Regions from separate parts of the Homo sapiens genome. Here region 1 is linked to region 2. A link is a loop called in an ENCODE intact Hi-C map of the cell type or tissue named here. Cell type or tissue: gastrocnemius medialis. All regions are shown on one strand.

The links. Hi-C counts contacts between places; a loop is a spot of excess contacts. Peaks named below come from ENCODE experiments on the same cell type or tissue, not always from the same donor. Only the 100,000 strongest peaks of a DNase experiment are listed, where the experiment ranks them.
Region 1: a loop joins it to region 2, with 5 times the contacts of the local background. A loop is called at or near these places in 11 of 110 quality-filtered maps.

Annotation. Positions count from the first base shown.
Region 1 is chr11:107,688,696-107,691,195 of GRCh38, reverse strand. No RefSeq gene overlaps it. Among named protein-coding and RNA genes, the nearest start is that of SLN, 22 kb to the left of the region's middle. In gastrocnemius medialis, a CTCF peak has its summit at 1,399 (motif pointing right); a DNase peak (open chromatin) is centred at 1,395; H3K4me3 peaks cover 313 bases; H3K27ac peaks cover 673 bases.
Region 2 is chr11:107,769,724-107,772,223 of GRCh38, reverse strand. No RefSeq gene overlaps it. Among named protein-coding and RNA genes, the nearest start is that of SLN, 59 kb to the right of the region's middle. In gastrocnemius medialis, CTCF peaks have their summits at 794 and 1,004 (motif pointing right); no DNase peak of the experiment used is centred here; H3K27ac peaks cover 1,503 bases.

The DNA of each region.
Region 1 (2,500 bases), 81 kb after region 2:
TAGGAGAAAGATAGCATAATCCTAGGCATCAACTTATCTTTACTATTTTTCATAGACAATGTCTGGTACTCAATAAAAAAGAACCAGGCATAGTGCCAGTGTCTATGGAGCGCTGTAATTTAAGTTATTCAGAGCAACTTTCTTTGAACATGTTTTCTTTAAAGTAAAAATAGAAACCTCTTTACAGAAAGGAAAAGTCATCATCCCACTTACATATCCCTTCTCACCACGGTGCACAACAGTGTCTGCTAATATATAAATTAGATGTGTTCTTTCCAGGCAAATATATTATTTTAAGTAATTTGTCACAAGATGAATTGCAATTTTTAAAATCTCTCCTGTTTAAATATTTTCTTTATAGTAACATGATTAAGTCATCATGGCATATGATCTGGCGTTTACTTTGTGAGTTGAGATATATTCGGACGTCGTCAGCTAGAATCTCAAGTGATGGATATGTCCCCCGTATGTAGTTGCTTCTTCTCTCTCTTCTCAACAGGATTCCAAACGTGGCAGGGAACAGAGTCAGATGATCTATCTTTTCATCTATTCCACCATCTCTTTATTTTATTATTACTTTATTTCTTCTGAAGGGTTTATTTGTGACCTAAATAAGAAACAGAATCTAAGCCAAAACATTTTGTTCCTTCAAATAACAAATAACATGCCTGTAATCGCAGTACTTTTGGAGGCCAAGGTGGGAGAATCACTTGAGGCCAGGAGTTTGAAGCCAGCCTGTCACACAGGCTGGAGTGCAGTGGTGCGATCTTGGCTCACTGCAACCTCCGCCTCCCCAGTTCAAGCGATTCTCCTGCTTCAGCCTCTTGAGCAGCTGAGACTACAGGTGAGTGCCACCATGTGCGGCTAATTTTTGTATTTTTTTTTAGTAGAGACGGGGTTTCACTATATTGGCCAGGCTGGTCTCGAACTCCTGACCTCGCGATCCACCCACCTCGGCCTCCCAAATTGCTGGCATTACAGGTGTAAGCCACCGCGCCTGGCCTCTAAAAATTTTTTTAAAAAATTAACTGGATGTGTGGTGGCATGCACCTGTAGTACCAGCGACTCAAAAATCTGAGGCAAGAGGATCACCTGAGCCCAGCAGTTCAAAGCTACAGTGAATTATGATTGGGTCACTGCACTCCAGCCTGGGCGACAGCAAGACCCTGAAAAAAGAAAAGAAAAGAAAAAAAGAAAAGAAAGAACACAAAGACAAGAAAAACCCCATAAATAACATAGGTGGTTTCAGCGATAAAATAAACTGACCCCAGGTGTAGAACTGGGGCAAGGTGTAGTACCCCTCAAGTTGAGAAACCTTTGCCCGGAATGAGCCTTTCTGGAAACTTTCCCGTGGGCTTCCTTAAAAGTTTCACTTTATACCCAACATATACACAGCAGAGGGCGCCCCAGTATAATCCAAGAGTCCCAGGGCCACTGAGCAGCTCTGCGATTATTGGGCCTTTGCTCAATTCTTACACTTCTGGTGATGTTTGCTCAACAAACATCTAATGAGTGTTTATTATGTGCCAGGCACATATTCTCTTTAGGCACTTCAGACACAAAGTTGAATTTGGCTCAGTTCCTGTTCTCAAGAAGCTTATATGCAGTCAGGCAGGGGAGATGAACATGTGTGTTAACTAAAAATATCAACAGCTAACATTTATTTTCCACTTACTATGTTTCTGGCACCATGCTAAAGGCTGTGCCTCTATAATCTCATCTACTCTCCATAAGAGCTTTCCAAGTTAGTTATTATTATTATGGCTGGCATCACGCTGTGAGAAGTGCTATAATCGAGGAATGAAAGTGTGTGCGAAGGAATAAGACTTCTACCTACAGGAGTTGGAGAAAGCAAGAAGTGGCATTGACTATTTACTCATTTACCTTTTCCTCAACTGTGAGCTGGTTGAGTGCACAGGCTGTTTTGCTCAGTTGTGAGACCTCAGTGCCTTGTCTCAATACATATCTGATGAATGAATGAATGAATGATGTTTCAGCTAGATATTGAATGACAAGTAGATTTTCACAAGATAGGAAAGAGAAAAGGGCCTCCTAGGCAGAGGATGCAGCATAATAAAGTCATTGAGACATTACTGTGAGATACTCAGGGAATACCAAGTAATTTGGTGTAAGAATCAGAGTACAAAGTGGGAAGTGGGAGGAGAAGCTGGAAGGTCGGTTGTTGTCTTATTTAGCTACTGCTGTGTGACAAGTCACCCTAAGTCAAGTGGAGTAAACAATAAGTATGTATTATTGTTTATACAAGCCCTCTGGGGGTTTCTGCCAGACTTGGCTGATTTCATCTGGGCTTGAAATCAGCCCAGATGATTTCAAGAGACCTGGGGGATAGGCTGGGGGCTGGCTTGCCTCGGATGGCCTCACCCACACATGTGGTGATTGGCTGGATGTTGGCTGAGACATGAGTCTCTGATCATTTAGTAGACTAGCGTGGGCTTGCTCACGTGGCAGTGGCAGGGTTCCACAAACGTGAGTGGACGTG
Region 2 (2,500 bases):
ACTTGACCTCTCTGAGCCTTAGTATTCTCACCTCAGTAGTTTCACCTCCAGAATTAAGATTCAGAATGCAAAGTGCTCAGCACAATGCTTAACACACAGTGAACACTCATTAAATGGTAGCTGGTATTATGGTAGAGGGGTTTATCTTACTTTGTTGGTATATTTGAAGATCAAAAGAAAACATTGTAACAGAAGGAAAAAGACCAAAGAAACAAAAACAAAAACAAAAAAAAGGAGGATACATTGTACATAGTAGCTGTTCAATAAATAACTGTTGAATATAATTGCCTTAGAAAATAATCTTTTTTGGGTGGATTCTCACCTTGGGGGCTCCTTTGATCTTTTTAAAAATTAAGTTTTCACCCTATATATGTCAATGATCAATTATGAAAAACTGAACAGATAAGAATAAGTAACAAAAAAATTCCCCCAATTCTCCCAACCAGAGACAATCACTATCAACAATTTAGAGAATATCTTTCCAGATCTTTATTTTATTTTTTTGACAGAGTCTTTCTCTGTCACCCATGCTGGAGTACAGTGGCACTATCTCAGCTCACTGCAACCTCCGCCTCCCAGGCTCACGTGATCCTCCATCTCAGCCTCACCAAGTAGCTGGGACTACAGGCAGGCACTACCATATCCTGCTAATTTTTGTATTTTTAGTAGAGCTGGGGTTTTGCCATGTTGGCCAGGCTGGTCTTGAACTCCTGGCCTCAAGTAATTCACGCACCTCAGCCTCCCAAAGTGCTGGGATTATAGGCCTGAGCCACGGCGCCCAGCCTCCTTTCCAGATCTTTATGCATATACACATATGAAAAAGTTTGCACAAATACATACGTGTAGTCTGCATGTATTGAACCACATAGTACATATCATTTTGTAATTTGCTTTTTTGCACTTAGTGAAATGTCATAGACATCTTTCCAAGCTAGAGAATATTGCTCCTCCTAAGAACTGAATAACACCCACTTGAACAGATACCCTGAGGCTTGGTAAAAATCAGGAAACTGTACACTAGATGGCGGTGTTGAAATAAAAATTTTGGAAAATAAATACCTGCATTAACTAATGCAAGAACAAGAAGCTCTTGGGACTTCTTCAGTCAAGTCCTGTTATTGACATCCTGATAATTAATAACTGGTGAAAGAACATATATCTGATCAAGATTATATTACTTTGGAGGCTCCATATTCCCCCAGCTTGGGCTGCAAACATCAGCTCTTAAGACTCTTTAAGATTTGTAAGACTGCATTCAGATTTGTTTTATCATCCATCTGTGAAACTGAAAACTTGCCCTCTATGAATAAACCGCTTGCCATCTCTTTCACACTCTCTTCTGGATGCCTGTATGAGACACAGCAGATGGACTGATACTTTTTCTGCCTCCCCAGCCTGAAAAGCAACTCTGAATCCTGCACCACTTCCGTTGCAACAGAGGAAGACTTGCCCCATGGTAATTATGGGAGAAACGTCTCCATGTCTGGTTTAAGGCACTCTGTGGGTGGTGCTTCACTCTGAGATTCCAAGTCTCAGGGACCTTTATGTGACTCTCCCTGGAATGTATATTCTCCATAGCAACTGTCCACAGAGAGTGTGTCACCCTGGGCCTTCTGAGTCCCAGCCTTCCTTGGGTCAGATGGTCAGATTTAGTCAGTGTTTTTTTTTTAGACAGAGTGTTGCTCTTTTGCCCAGGCTGGAGTGCAGTGGCGTGATCTTGGTTCACCACAACCTCCGCCTTCCAGGTTCAAGTGATTCTCCTGCCTCAGCCTCCTGAGTAGCTGGGACTACAGGTGCGTGTCACTATGCTCGACTAATTTTTGTATTTTTAGAGAGATGGGGTTTCACTATGTTGGCCAGGCCGGTCTCAAACTCCTGACCTCATGATCTTCCCACCTCAGCCTCCCAAAGTGCTGGGATTACAGGCATGAGCCACCGCACCCGGCTACCATGTTATTTGTAGATAGTTTCCATCCCTGATCCCAACAAATACACATCACACACACCCTTTGGTATTTGTACAGTACAATCTATTGGGAGAGAGTGCAAAATGCAAATCTGGAATTGCAGTTTAGCCACTAACTAACATTGGGATCTTGGTTAAACCCCTTAGCTTGCCTATTTCTCTACCTTTGTTTTGTTAAATATGAGTAACAATGATACTTGGCCCCATTCTAGGGTATCAAATACATAGATTATACAGGTACTTAGGGTCCTTCCAATACCACTCATAAAATATGAGAAAAACATTTTGAAAGAATTTGATTTCTTTCTCTCTCTCGACAGAGTCTCACCCTGTCACCCAGGATGGAGTACAGTGGTATGATCTCAGCTGACTGCAACCTCTGCCTCCCGGGTTCAAGCCATTCTCCTGCCTCAGCCTCCCAAGTAGCTGGAATTACAGGCTCCTGCCACCATGCCCAGTTAATTTTTGTTTTTTAGTAGAGATAGGGTTTCACAATGTTGGCTAGGCTGGTCTCGAACTCCTGACCTCAGGTGA